4 separate regions of the Homo sapiens genome follow, and all the other regions are linked to region 1. The links are chromatin contacts, found by Hi-C or POLR2A ChIA-PET in ENCODE. All regions are on one chromosome and are shown on one strand. Each heading gives the region's core, a stretch centred on a gene start or an enhancer-like site at or near the end of the contact. The rest is flanking DNA. Distances are from core to core; before and after follow the strand shown.

Region 1 (3,216 bases), core at 293-2,792:
GATTCTTTTTGTTTTGTAACCTGTTTTTCTTCAAATAATATATTTTGAACAGCTTTTTATATTAAAAATATATAATGATTATGCCTACAGAGTATTTCATTACCTCAAGAGTATATGACGCGACTTCAAAAAGTCCATAGAATATACATATTATAAAAAAAAAATGCATGGATTTCAAAATTATTTTGCACCAAAATAAACCTACCCTTAAGATTCTGATTCAGGAGGTCTGGGCTTAGGCCCAAAAATCTACGCTTTAACCAGTGCCCCCAAGTGATTCTGATGTAGGAGATCCACACCCACACACGAGGAAACAGTGATATAACTGGTTTGAGGACAGCAGTACCACCTTTGCAAATAAATCACTTATTCTTAAGCATCTGTTTTGCTTTTTGAACTGATGTCAACTTCCTGATTGGTTTCCAAATGGCTTTGCAGTACTCATTCAACATTTACCGAGCAATTTCAGTTTTCAGTTTGCAGAGAACTGAACTACCCGAGGCTTGTTCTGTGTTTGGACTGGGGATGGGGAGCAGAGAAGGATGTGATCACATTAAAGCTATTTCTCAACTTCCTAGAAAAATGACAAATTGACCATTTCAAGATTTGTGAAACAGGTTAGCATTGGCTAACCACAGTTACAATAATTTACTAACCTTTTTGGAGCCCCTGTGTACAAGAGGCACCAAGACTTTCTGGGTGGGAAGGTTGATTCTGTAACCAAACTGCCAGGGTTTAAATCCTACTTTCTCCATTTATATTATATGACTATAGAAAAGTTAGCACTTTGGGAGGCTAAGGCTGGCAGATCACTTGAGGCCAGGAGTTCCAGACCAGGCTGGCCAACATGGTGAAACTCTGTCTCTACTAAAAATACAAGAAAAAAAAGAAAAGAAAAGTTAATTTAACTTTTCTGAGCTCAGTTTCCTCCTCGTCTGTAAAATGAATATGTAACACCTCACTGAGTTCGTACAAGGATTAAATGAAGCACTTAAATGCCTAATTGATGCAGATGGCTCCAAGAATTTAACATTTACGAAATATTCACTATATTTTTTAGGTTAAGGGTACAAAACCATTGTGAGTACACTAAGGAATGATTATAGAGGCTGATCGAAATTCTGCAAAAAAAGCGTAAATTTTACGTTTCATTCAAGCAGTTCAGACTCACGATTTTAACTAGAGTAATCTGGGGTTTGTTTGCTTGTTTTTTAAGGTTCCCTAACCCTTGGCTTCTTGGGGAGTTTGATGCCGCACTCAGCCCCAAAGTCCCCCTTAACTCCCAGGTTTAGCGGCGACAGGGGGCGCGCGGTTGACAAGGGCAGGCGCCCCGGGGAAGTAGGAGCAGGGGCGCCGGTGAGCCGCAGCCGCAGCGGCAGCCTAGCCCCGAGGGAGGGAGGAGGAGCCGAGGGAGACGCGGGACCCGGAGCCCCGCGGGCCACCGCCCCTGCCGGCCGCGCAGCTGGGAGGATGCGGACGGCAGCGAGAGCGTGCGCGGCCACGTGACGGCCGCTATAAGAGCGCACGGGGCAGACGCTCGGTTCCCCGCCGTGCCTCCTCGCTGGCCGCGCTCCCTCCCGGTGCCGGCTTCTCTGAGTCACCAACCTGAGGCTGCCCCGGCCGCCTGCGCACCCGGCAGCACCATGACAGGTACCGCCGCGCAGCCCGCCGCCGCCAGCCCCGGGACCCCGGCTTCCTGCCCAGCCGCCGCCTCCCTTCTCCTCCGCCCTCAGCCCCGGAGTGTTCCCGGCAGGACGAAACCGCCGCAAAGTTGCTGGCTGGCCGCAGCCGGGCGTGTTTCTGCCTGCGTCAGCTGCCGCCCCGCCGCCCCCCAGAGTGCAGGGATGGGGCAGCCGGGCAGAGCCCGGGCCCTCGGCCGGAGCTCTCGTTCCTGCTTCCGTCTCCTCGTCCTTCCTCTTGCTCTCACGGCGAAGGGCCGGCGGGCGGAGCAGCTGCGGCGGGGCCGTGTGGGGGTGGGGAGCCGGTTCCCCTGGGGGTTCCAGGCGGGAGTCCGGGGCGCAGCGGCATCGTGGGGAGCTGCCCCGGCCTCTGGCGGCCCGGAACCCCAGGAAGCAGGGGCTCCGAGGCGGGGATACTGCGGCCTCCGCCCGGCTCCTCCGCCGCCCGCCCCGGCCCCGGCCGCCACGCTGAGCCTATTTTTAGGCCTTTGGGGCCGGGTTGCGGGAAGCCGGGAGTCGGACTAGCGTCCCCGGGCGCGAGCCCCGTCTGGTGGGAGGGCGCCGGCTTTGGCTTCACTTGTTGCGAGGCGTCCGGGCCACTCCACGAGTTAGCCCCAGCACTGGGAAGCTCCGAGTTAGCTGGTCCTTCCGTGTCATTGAGGCTAATAGCCAGGGTTATTACAGCAGTTGAACTGCCACAAAGATTGCAGGTGTAACCCAGAGTTCAGCCGTCTTTAGGAAGATTAAACTCCTACCCAGCTGTCATTGGTCTTTCTTGGTCATTTGTAATGTTGGCTAGTCTGGTGTTCTAACCTGTGTTCTATCCCTTATTTAATCTTGGAAATCATCCATATCCTTGCTTCCAGAAATCCTTGAATCCTGCTCACCTTATTACATTTTTCTCCATGATCGCCTGGAACCTGGACTTCATTTGAGTTAGATGATCATTCATTTTGCCTAGCTTAAGTATTTTTGGTACAGATTGACAGCGATGTTACCCATGTTATAATGGGCTGAAGATAATAGAAGCAAGTACAGGCGGATGTTGATGGGCCTGTCAAGGGACAGGTGCCACTGTTCAGAGCTTTCCTAGAGTGTGAGTGACTGGGAAGCTGGTGGCCCTTCGGGGGTGGGGAACTGGTCTTCCTACAACTTAGTAGTTGGCCTGCCGTGGGAGAGGGCCTAATAAAATGTGTGAAGATGGCTCTCAGGTCAGCAGCCGAGGGATGCGCTGGCCCACTAGGCAACCCACAACTTCCTCTCATGTCTCGGTGGAATTTCTACTGCTTCCAGCCTCCACCTTGGAAAACGGGCAAGGGAGAATGAGGGAAAGCCAGGTCAGAAAGAGAAGGACTTCATGACAAAATGTCCCAACTCGCTGGTTAAGCAACTGACTCCTACCAGAACTTGATCCGAAGTGTCCTATGCATTTGGATGCCCACCAACTTGCTAATGTTTCTTGGAGATGGAACATGGCCCAGAATTGTCCCAGGGAATGACTGGAGAAATCTTGAAGCCTGTGCTAGGGGTCTTGGGA
Region 2 (3,216 bases), core at 511-3,010, 690 kb before region 1:
ATAGGGCATTCGAGCATATAAAAGGAGCCCTGCAATTAGAATCAGAACACCTACATTTGAATGGGCCCTGCTACCTGGTAGCTAGATGATCTTGTCAAGTCACATAGCCATTTGAGACCTCAATCTCATCTGTAAAATGAGAAACACTGCATTTGTGACCTTACAGAATTATTTTAAGAACCCAATCACATAATAAATATGAAAGCATTTTAAAAACTGTACAGTGCCCTATAATTATCAGGCATAAATCTGCAACAATATGTCAGCTACTTCCTTCTAAATGTCCCACAACAACCTCAATATAAACTCATTCTCTTCTGAGAAATGCACACTTTTATGCAGGAAGATAGCTTTAACTTTGGCAGTAATAACAGGTAATTGTTTTTCTTAGAATTCATTATTACTTTCTATAGAAAACCTTGTTTATAATGTTTAATGATTGAAATGACTCAAAGTTCCTTAATGAAATAATTGGTAAAGGTAATGAAAAATAGTTGATGTGACTTACTTTGCTGTGTTTTTTAGTTCAAGACAGAAAAAGATAACTTTAAAAATAAAAGGGTAGTCTTCTAGGATCCTAAAGAAAAGAGGCCAAACACATACTTAACCCTTGTTTTGTGTGGAAAACCACAGTTATATTGCCCCGAGTCCCCAATAAGGGGACAATGAGTACCCAAATTAAAATCATAGAAATGGTTGCCAATATATATTTGTTGTATTGAAAAGCTGAAAGGTAGGAAAATAATAGCTATGTTCCTGTCCCATGTCCTGATAATGACAGTAGTAGTGATACTGGCTAATCAAAAAGGTCAAATCAATTCAAAAGAGCAACCCTAGAGGAGTTTTGCATGTTTAACTTAATTTCATTATGTGATTGGTATTTATTAGAGTCAAATCCTGAGTAGTCAAGAATTGATTATCTAGTTTGTAAACTATCTAGGGATTTTTTAGGGTCTCTCTTACTGCCTCCATCTCCTAAGTTTTGGTCATTTCAATGTCAACTACCCTCCCTGCTGAATGGTGGATAGAGAAAGTAAAAAAGAAACACAAAATGTGCTATATCATGGCTTAGCAATCCTGACAAAGGCTCATGAGAGATAATTTGGAAGAATTCAGCATGGGTTATTTGTAGATTTCTATATTTAATTATATTTGTGTTCTTCCTTAATTTATCTCATTTAATTAATAACATTTTATTTCCCTTACTGACAAATGGTAACTCTAAAGGGCCAACTCAAGTATATTTCAAATTCCATGAAGACATTTATCTAAAAGCAAATTAATGATACTTTAAAACATCTTATTTTGCATGGTATTTTTTATTTTGTAATAACAATACATTTTTAAATTATAGACCACATTGAAGGATTTAAAATGTACATAAGTGGTATATAATTCTTCACATTCTATAATTCACTCTTTTACTTGATTTTTAAAAAGATTTATCCATGTTAACACACACACGCTTTATTTATTTTGAAATCCAAGTATTATTCTGTTAGATGAATGTACAATATTTATCTGTTTTCTAATTGATGTACATTTTACCTGCTCCATTTTCTATGATTTTAAATTATTCTGCAACTCTCCTTACTAATTTATATGAGCATTTTTTCATGGGGAACATCCAGGGGTAACAATTTCTGTGTCCCGAGATACATCAGCTTTACTATATACCAAACTAATCTCCAGAGAATCTGAACTATTTAACACTCCTGATAGGAGTATCTGAGAGTTTCTGTTTCTCTAACACTTGTTATTGTCAGATCATTTTTCAGTTTTGTTTTTCAGTTTCAGTTTTGCCAGCGACAGGTGTAAAAGTTCTTTTATGGTTTTAATTTGCTTCCCGTGATTACTAATATAGTTGAGCATGTTTTTGCTCATTTCTTGGCCATTTATATTTTTTTCTCCTGTGAATTACCTATTCATATCCTTTGGACATTTTGATTGGCAGTTGATACTTCTGTTTGTTATTCACATGGGCTGCAAATGTCTTCTCTTAGTATGTGACTAGTTTTTCACTTTGTCTATAGTTTCTTTTGTGCAAAAAGTTTAACTTATTGTGTTGCAAATATATCACAATCTTCCTTTCTTTCTCTCTCTCTCTCTCTCTCTTTCTTTTTCTTTTTTTTTTGGCGGAGTCTTGCTCTGTCACCCAGGCTAGAGTGCAGTGGTGTGATCTGGGCTTACTGCAAGCTCCACCTCATGGGTTCACGCCATTCTCCTGCCTCAGCCTCCCCAGTAGCTGGGACTACAGGCACCCGCCACCACGCCCAGCTAATATTTTTGTATTTTTTCAGTAGAGATGGTGTTTCACCGTGTTAGCCAGAATGGTCTCGATCTCCTGACCTCGTGATCCACCCGCCTCGGCCTCCCAAAGTGCTGTGTTTTCTTTCATAATTTGTGTTTTTTTGTGTCTGGAGTAAATAAATCCTTTCTTATCTGAAGGACATAAAGATGTTACTCTTTATTTTACTCAAAAAGTTTTAAAGGACCTAATTTAACTTTTTCCATATGGATAAACAATTATCCCAACACCGTTTACCTAACAGTTCATCTTTTTTCCTCATTTATTTGTAATGCTATGTCTGTCATACATTATTGTCATATATGAATGGATCAGTTTCTAGGCTTGTTATATTCTGTTGCTCTATTTATTAATCATGTACTGATATCTTTATTATTCATTTATTAAAATTTTTGTTATATGTTAGGTCAAGTTTATTATCCCAGTTGTTCAAATCATCATAGTGGTTTTTGGCCATGTGATCTTGCATTTGTAGTTTTTGAGTTCCACAAAAACCTCCCAAAGATTTCCTTATGTAAATTGTATTAGATTTTGAGATTAATCTGTGGTGCATCATCAAAGTTTTCCCAACAAACAATCATATGAACATAACTTTCCATTTATTCAGGCTTTTAAAAATCATCTCCAGTAATTTTTCACCTACAGTCTAACATTCTGTATAACTTTTTCTACTTTATAGAACATATTTTTATTGATTGATTTTTGTTAATTATTGGTGTATTCATTATCAGGAATGATACTGATTTTTGTATGCTGGTGAGTTTTAATAATCTGTCCACAGAATCCCTTAAATTTCCAATGTAGGTAATCATATGCTTAACAAATAAGGGGAGTTTTATCTCTTCCTTTGTGATTATTATTATTTCCCAGATTTATTTCCTTTTCTTTCTTACTGTAATCATTTTTGA
Region 3 (3,216 bases), core at 523-3,022, 670 kb before region 1:
AAGTGGCTGCTTGGCTCTATTTTAAATTTAGGCCCAGTTAGCTACTTGGAATCCATCTTGAGGGATTTGCTCTTTCAAGCTCACTTTTGTTCACAGATTGAAACAGAATCTTTCCTCCTTTTAATCCAGAATATAATTGCACAAATTTCTTATGTAACCACGATCTTACTTTTGGTGGCATATTTGAGACAAATTCTCATTCAATCAGTTATGATGAACCACTATTAAAGAACAAAGTTGACTTAATACATAGATGTATGGCTTAAAAAGACCTCCTATGAAAACTGACATGATGCCTGACTAATGCATTCCCAGTCTTATACATAGTAAGGAAGGTGAGCTCTTACCAGGCTGGTAGGTTTAGCAAATCTTGGGAACCTCACAGAAATGGAAATTCCTTTAAATGGTAGAGGTTACAGGTGAAGTTCGGTGGAGAAAGTTTTTGGGGGTTTGATTTACTAGCCCTGTAATACCTGCAACACCAAAAACAGAGGCTTTTAAAAGTCCTATCTGAAATTTCTTATGGAAAATTTCAAACAAATGTTAATTCTGTAGCTTTAGTGGTTGCTTGATACCATATGCCTGTATTTTTGCAAAGCAACTCAAGGAGGCCTTGTATGTTTAGTTATTATTCTTGCTTCACTTATGTGAACCATTATCACAAACCTGAATGAAACAAGCCTTTTTGTGAATAAGAATAACCTCGAGAAAGAGAGATATTATTTATGATCATAAGGGGAGTAGAGTGACTGCCAGGAAGAATTGTGGATAAATTTTTAAATGTCACAGAAGAAACGACTAAATGTCCTTTCAATGGGATGCTGGGCATTACGTAACCAGTCCTCTGGGAATTGTGTAATTCCATGATTTGTGCATGTTTGGTTATCTTTAGATGGGTGTCACTTGTTTCTTGCTCATAGTAATGCAAGTGGTTCATTTTCATGAAAAAGAAAATGAATTTTGACAGGCAAAGATATCTATATATAGATATATTTAACATATGTAATAAATTTAGCATATATATACAAATTTAACATATATGTTAAATTTACTATATTAGATATATAACATATATTAAGATATCTATAACATAGGTATCCTATATATTAATATACATATCTTAATATCTAATATAGATTAACATATATCTTAATATATTATACATCTATTATATATATTTTATATAATATATAAATAAATATTTAATAGATAATCTTTTATCTTTTATCAGAAGTTTTCCTTCAAAAGACACAACAGAAAAAGTGTTACAATTATAATTTTGGAACATATTAGTGCAACACATATGACTGACGATTATTGCATCCAGAATATAATATATAAAGAACCACTGTGAAGCCCTAAGAAAACAACAGCCTCAAAAGTCATTTTATTTATTAGGTATTTGAGGTATGACAATATTACTCCCAAACTCAGCAACTATAAAACAGTAAATACTCATTATCTCACAGATTCCATGGATCAGAAAGTCAGGTGGGTACCTCTGACCCAGGGTCTCTCACAAAGCTGCCATCAAGGTGTCAGGAGATGCTGTAGTCTCCTTCGCAGGCTCTGCTAGGGGAGGATCCACTGTCATGCTATCTCATACGGTGGTTGACAGAATTTAGTTCTTGCCAGCCCATTGAACTGAGAGCCTCAATTCCTTGCAGCTATTGGCCAGAGCCCTCCCTCAGTTTCTTATCTTGTGGGCCTCTCCATATGGTAGCTCACAACCTGAGTCCTGGATTCTCGCAATGTGAGTCCATGAAAGGGTGAGAGAGAGGAAACGGAAGCCACAGTCTTCTGGTAACCTAATCTCAGAAATGACATCTCATCATTTTCTGCCTTGTTCTATTTCTCATATGCAAATCACTAGGTCTAAGTGCTCACTCAAAGGGAAGAGATTACACAAGGAGGCAAAGATCACCGGGGTCCATGTTAGAGGCTGCCTATACCGGTCAAGAGTAGAAATTTATAGAACAAGAAACACAGAGTACATAAACCTATTAAAAAATGTTTAACCTTCTTAATAATAAAGAAAATGCAAACTAAGACCACAATTTCACAATCACTAGTTTCATTTTTAAAAGTAGAAGTCTGACAATACTATATGTTAGCAAGAATTTGCAGAAATGAGGAAGTGATGGGAATGTAAACTGATACTATTTTAGAAAGTAATTTCTCATCACTTAGTAAAGTTCCACTGACTCATAATCTGACTCAGTAATTCTTCTCCCACATATATAGTCTAGAGAAATTGCACGTGAACATCAGATGTTCAAAATGTTCTTAAACACATTGTTCATAATAGCAAAAAACAATTAGAAGCTTAAATAAATAAATGAGTGATGGCAGATTAATACAACAGAGTACAGTACTCAAAACTGCATATATCAATAAATATTTGTGAGGAAATAAAGTCACAGAAAAGAAATATAGTATGATCCAATATAAATGTTCAAAAAAGGAAAAGCTAAGTAATATCTACTTTAGGAATGCATTTACAGTATCTATGGCTACACTATAAAGAAAAGCAAATTAATGTGATTATACAAAGTTCAAACTGCTCGTTCTATGTGTGTGGGAGGGAGGGAGATGTTATGGAAATAGGCTCATAAGAGGCTTTAACTTTTTCTTCAGCTGAGTGATACATACATGAGTATTCATTTATTATTTGGTTATTACTTCTAAACCACACACTTACATCGTATACATTTTCAATGACATGTTTTGCATTTTTAACTAAAATTGATGAATTTCTTTGACATGAAGAATATTGTATATGTCACAGCATCCAGTAAGGATTAACCAAAGCAAGTCATGACTGCATTATACTAATGGAAAAGCATCTCTATAAGGACTTTGTTATAAGGACCCATCAAAGATTGATTCAATAGCTGTTCATATTTTCATGAATGCATTCCCTGAATATAATGGGAATATTCCTGTATTATAGTCACCCTTATTGCTCGTCTTCAACTGTTTTTAGTATGTTAAATATTTCTTTTGTTAAGGAGAGTATACTGATGTTATGTTTCCTAAACTACTTTCTCTAAAGAAGGGAATAAGTAATTAAAGTAACATGATTATCTGAATTTAATATCACATCAATGAACCCCACTTCAGTTCTCTCAATAGTATCTAGTGTTTTTAAATAATCAATTTACGAGAAACAAAAAATGAATGACAGGATTCAAATACGCAAAAACTTAAATGAAA
Region 4 (3,216 bases), core at 355-2,854, 670 kb after region 1:
GCAAAGTCACCTGTGTGTTTTATGGTGGATGAACTTCACCACTGCTTCTGATCCCTGCTTCTGATCCCTTACAATTCCAACACTCAGAGACTCACTCCCTGCTTCCAGCTCTCCATATCTGTGAAATAACCGTGGAAGGACACGCACCATCTCTCTCTTTCTCTCTCTCTCTCTCTCTCTCTCTCTCACACACACACACACACACACACGAACACACGCGCGCGTTGGGCACTGTGACTTGGTGCCTTCTTCGGCTCCAGGCTGACTTACTTGAGGAAGTACCTCTGGCCAGTGGCCGTGAAGGTCATCTCCCAGCCCGGGGGCAGTGGCAGCTCGTCGGTCACGTCGTAGGACTGCTGGCGGAGGTGCGCGTGCTGCTGCGCGGGGCTACCCGCAGCACCCGCGCCGGTGCCCAGCTGCAGGGACGCGGGCGACGAGTGCGAGCGGACATGCTGGGCACCCCCAGCCAGTCGAGGCCCCGGGTGGCCGCCCGACGAGTCGGTGCTGGACTGGCGCGAGTGCGAGCCCGAATCAGGCTCCTTAAAGAAAGACTCCGGCAGGATCTTCTTCCGCCACGAGCTAGGCTTCGGATTCATGACAGAGTTGAAGAGGGCTTCGAGGTCTGTGTCTAGGTCCTGCGTGACGTGGATCACTTGCTGCCCAGGCGGCGGGAGCGGAGGGGGCGCCGAGGCCGGATTCATCTTCTGCAAAAAGAAGGTCAGATCAGCCTTTTATTTAAAGTCGGAGGAAGTGGGTAAGAGGGTTACAGGGTGAGAGGGCGAGATGGTGGGAGAAAGAATAGAGGGAAAAGGAAACGAGGAGACAGATAATTGCCCGCCTGGAGATCCCAGACACTCAGCGGTAAGACCAGCAGGATGGGGGAGGGGTCCCTCCTGGCCTCGAGAATTATGCAACTTTCTTGAAGCAAAGAAGTTGCCTGGAGGAGGAGAAGATAGGGCGAGGGGTGGAGGGAATAACTGCACTCGGGGCTTGCTGAACCGCAGGATGGCAAAGGAAAGGTCGCACGATTCCAGGACAGGCAGCCCCCCGAAAGAAGTTCAGCCCGAGCCAACTCCACCACGTCTCGACTCCGGAAGCCCGAGGAGCCTGGAGCCCTGGAGTGGTGCCGGATGAGCGCGCGAGCTCCAGCGGGCACTACCTGGGCGGGCAGCGAAGCTGAGCCTGAGCGCGCGGCGGCCGCCGTCCCGCCCGAACTTGCCGTCGGGCCTGGGTCGCTCGGGTGAGTCCCGAGATTGCGGAGCTGGAGCCGAGGCTTGGCTGACAAATCCCGACCCGACTCTGTGCCTGGCAGTCTAAGGGCTTCGGCTCTCACATCCCCCGAGCTGGCCTAAGGCGCTAGTGCTGGGCGAAAAGGAGGCGCAGGAGAAGCAGACAGCGCGGCCGCAGCAGCTCCCGGACTGTCCCATAAACAAAGTTTGGAGCAAACTCCCACCCCCAGGAAAGAGGCGGGCCCGAAAGTTGAGCTGTTGAATTATGTATGACCTCCTAGTCCCTAGCCGGCCAGCCCCCGCTCGCCCCTCCTCTTCCTCCTCCTCCTCCTCCCACCTCGGCTCCAGAAAACCCTGGGCGTGATGGGTACTTTACTGGGTAAGAGGAGACGGGTGCCCCCCACCCACTCCTCCCGGCCGCGCGGACCTCTCCCGCTCAGACCTGCATCTGCATTCCTTTGAGTTTACCACGGACTTGGGGCGGGATCAAAGGGAAAGTGGCCTGAGCCTGTTTCATCAAGGGGTTGTGGACCGAAACCAAGGCCGGGGGTGGCGGAGGGCACGCGGATGAGGGGCTCAGGCCTAGGAAGGGCCGGTCCTGGACACCGCGCCCTCCCCTGCAGCCAGGCGCCGAGGCCTGCAGCACCCGGAGCGCCGCACTGACCCGCGATTCTGCCCGAAGGCCGGCCCGGGTGCGCCCCGGCGCGGGGAGACACCAACAAGGCCAGCTTTTCCACGAGAGGCTGCTTAGCTCTTGTGACCATATTTGGTCTGGCGAGGAGGCATCTTGGCTGCCTGGCTCTCAATTGTCTGCTAGAGCACAGACGGTGCCCAGAAAGTGCCTCTGTCACTGGAGATGCGGCTTCGCCAACGGGTGGGTTGTAAACAAACAACTTTCAAACCATTCATCAATCCTTAATTTCCTCTACGGGGGTGACTCAGGCCACTAGAGATTGAGAAGAAAAAGCTGGGTGTTGGAAGAGAAGAGCAATTGCACCCCCCTCCCCCGCAACATCCGTGAGGGTTGTGGGAGGATTGGAATGTCCCTGCCGCCCTCCGGGGAGCCTGGAGCCGGGATGGAACCCGAGCAGGTGGCTGGAAGTAGAGAGGGTGCGCCAGTGACCCGAAAAAAGCCACCCACCTTCCCACCAACTAGATCTGGGCGAGGGATGGAGACCCCCTGCCTCTAGCTAAGGGAAGAAGGTCAAGTCTGGCGAAACAGCTGCGGGAAGTAGGAGGAGGCCTTGCCCTTCAGAGCAGCTCAATTTCTTTTCTCTCTGGTTGCCTCTCCACTGAGGGGAAAGGGTGGGGGGAGATGGCGAGGTAAGCCAAATTCCAGGAAGCCCCTACTCCACCCCATTTGATTCAAATAGGAGTTTATTAAGTAAATCAAACGAGACAATGTAAAGCACTTCGCACAGCACCGGGCTGGTTACGTAAGTGTTTGTTAAATAAAAGAGAACTGTATGTTCTTCAAGTTCACGTATTGTGCCTTAATTTTTTTTTTTTTTTTTTTGAGTGACGTCTCCCTCTTGTCCCCCAGGCTTGAGTGCAATAGCTCCATCTCAGCTCACTGCAACCTCCGCCTCCCGGGTTCAAACGATTCTCCTGCCTCTGCCTCCCAAGTAGCTAGGATTAAGACGCCTGCCACCACGCCCAGCTAATTTTTGTATTTTTTAAAAGCAAAAATGGGGTTTCACCATGTTGGCCAGGCTGGTCTCAAATCCTGACTTCAGGTGATCCGCCCGCCTCAGGCTCCCAAAGTGCTGGGATTACAGGCATGAGCCACCGCGCCCAGCCTGCCTTAATATTTTTACAGGGTAAAATAAAGTCGAAGTTAAAATCTGGAGCTGCCTTGGAGGAGAAAAGTTTAAGGAAAAGACAAGGCCACTCATAGTTTTGCCTCGGAAAAGGTAGAATTTTGGGGCCACTCCCTGAATGGCTGCATCCATATCCAAAACAGAACCACCAAAGTGAGCCACTTCCC

What was found. Hi-C counts contacts between places; a loop is a spot of excess contacts on that map. ChIA-PET counts read pairs that join two places held with the same protein, here RNA polymerase II (POLR2A). Pooled maps may share reads with other maps.
Region 2: a pooled map shows a loop between it and region 1 (5-fold over the local background). The contact joins the enhancer-like site here to the promoter of GYG1 in region 1. A Hi-C loop is called at or near these places in 1 of 37 single-sample maps with no recorded cell type and 2 of 50 pooled maps. POLR2A ChIA-PET finds 5 or more read pairs at or near these places in 1 of 52 experiments (OCI-LY7).
Region 3: a pooled map shows a loop between it and region 1 (6-fold over the local background). The contact joins the enhancer-like site here to the promoter of GYG1 in region 1. A Hi-C loop is called at or near these places in 4 of 37 single-sample maps with no recorded cell type and 3 of 50 pooled maps.
Region 4: a map with no recorded cell type shows a loop between it and region 1 (5-fold over the local background). The contact joins the promoter of WWTR1-AS1 here to the promoter of GYG1 in region 1. A Hi-C loop is called at or near these places in 2 of 37 single-sample maps with no recorded cell type and 6 of 50 pooled maps. POLR2A ChIA-PET finds 5 or more read pairs at or near these places in 1 of 52 experiments (Panc1).

The regions. Positions count from the first base shown.
Region 1 is chr3:148,989,998-148,993,213 of GRCh38, forward strand. GYG1 (glycogenin 1) reads left to right here and starts at 1,543. Exons shown (of 8, transcript NM_004130.4): 1 at 1,543-1,650. The coding sequence starts at 1,644. RefSeq lists silencers at 1,182-2,231, 2,265-2,559.
Region 2 is chr3:148,296,916-148,300,131 of GRCh38, forward strand. The region is part of intron 2 of LINC02046 (long intergenic non-protein coding RNA 2046); the gene reads left to right. Among named protein-coding and RNA genes, the nearest start is that of LINC02046, 18 kb to the left of the region's middle. RefSeq lists an enhancer at 1,674-1,863. Within about 2 kb of position 1,761, at least 2 of the 41 ENCODE cell types and tissues checked have a DNase peak (open chromatin) inside an H3K27ac peak, as active enhancers do; they include OCI-LY7, where a contact is called at or near this core.
Region 3 is chr3:148,317,604-148,320,819 of GRCh38, forward strand. All of the region lies in intron 3 of LINC02046 (long intergenic non-protein coding RNA 2046), which reads left to right. LOC105374148 (a long non-coding RNA gene) reads right to left here. Exons shown (of 4, transcript XR_001740955.2): 3 at 348-473. Among named protein-coding and RNA genes, the nearest start is that of LINC02046, 38 kb to the left of the region's middle. RefSeq lists an enhancer at 1,804-1,863. Within about 2 kb of position 1,773, at least 2 of the 41 ENCODE cell types and tissues checked have a DNase peak (open chromatin) inside an H3K27ac peak, as active enhancers do.
Region 4 is chr3:149,656,606-149,659,821 of GRCh38, forward strand. It overlaps WWTR1-AS1 (WWTR1 antisense RNA 1), which reads left to right and starts at 1,605. Exons shown (of 3, transcript NR_040250.1): 1 at 1,605-2,103; 2 at 2,773-3,216. It overlaps WWTR1 (WW domain containing transcription regulator 1), which reads right to left and starts at 1,420. Exons shown (of 7, transcript NM_015472.6): 1 at 1,160-1,420; 2 at 271-704. The coding sequence starts at 701. RefSeq lists enhancers at 1,247-1,826, 1,434-1,503, 2,064-2,273 and a silencer at 1,734-1,893.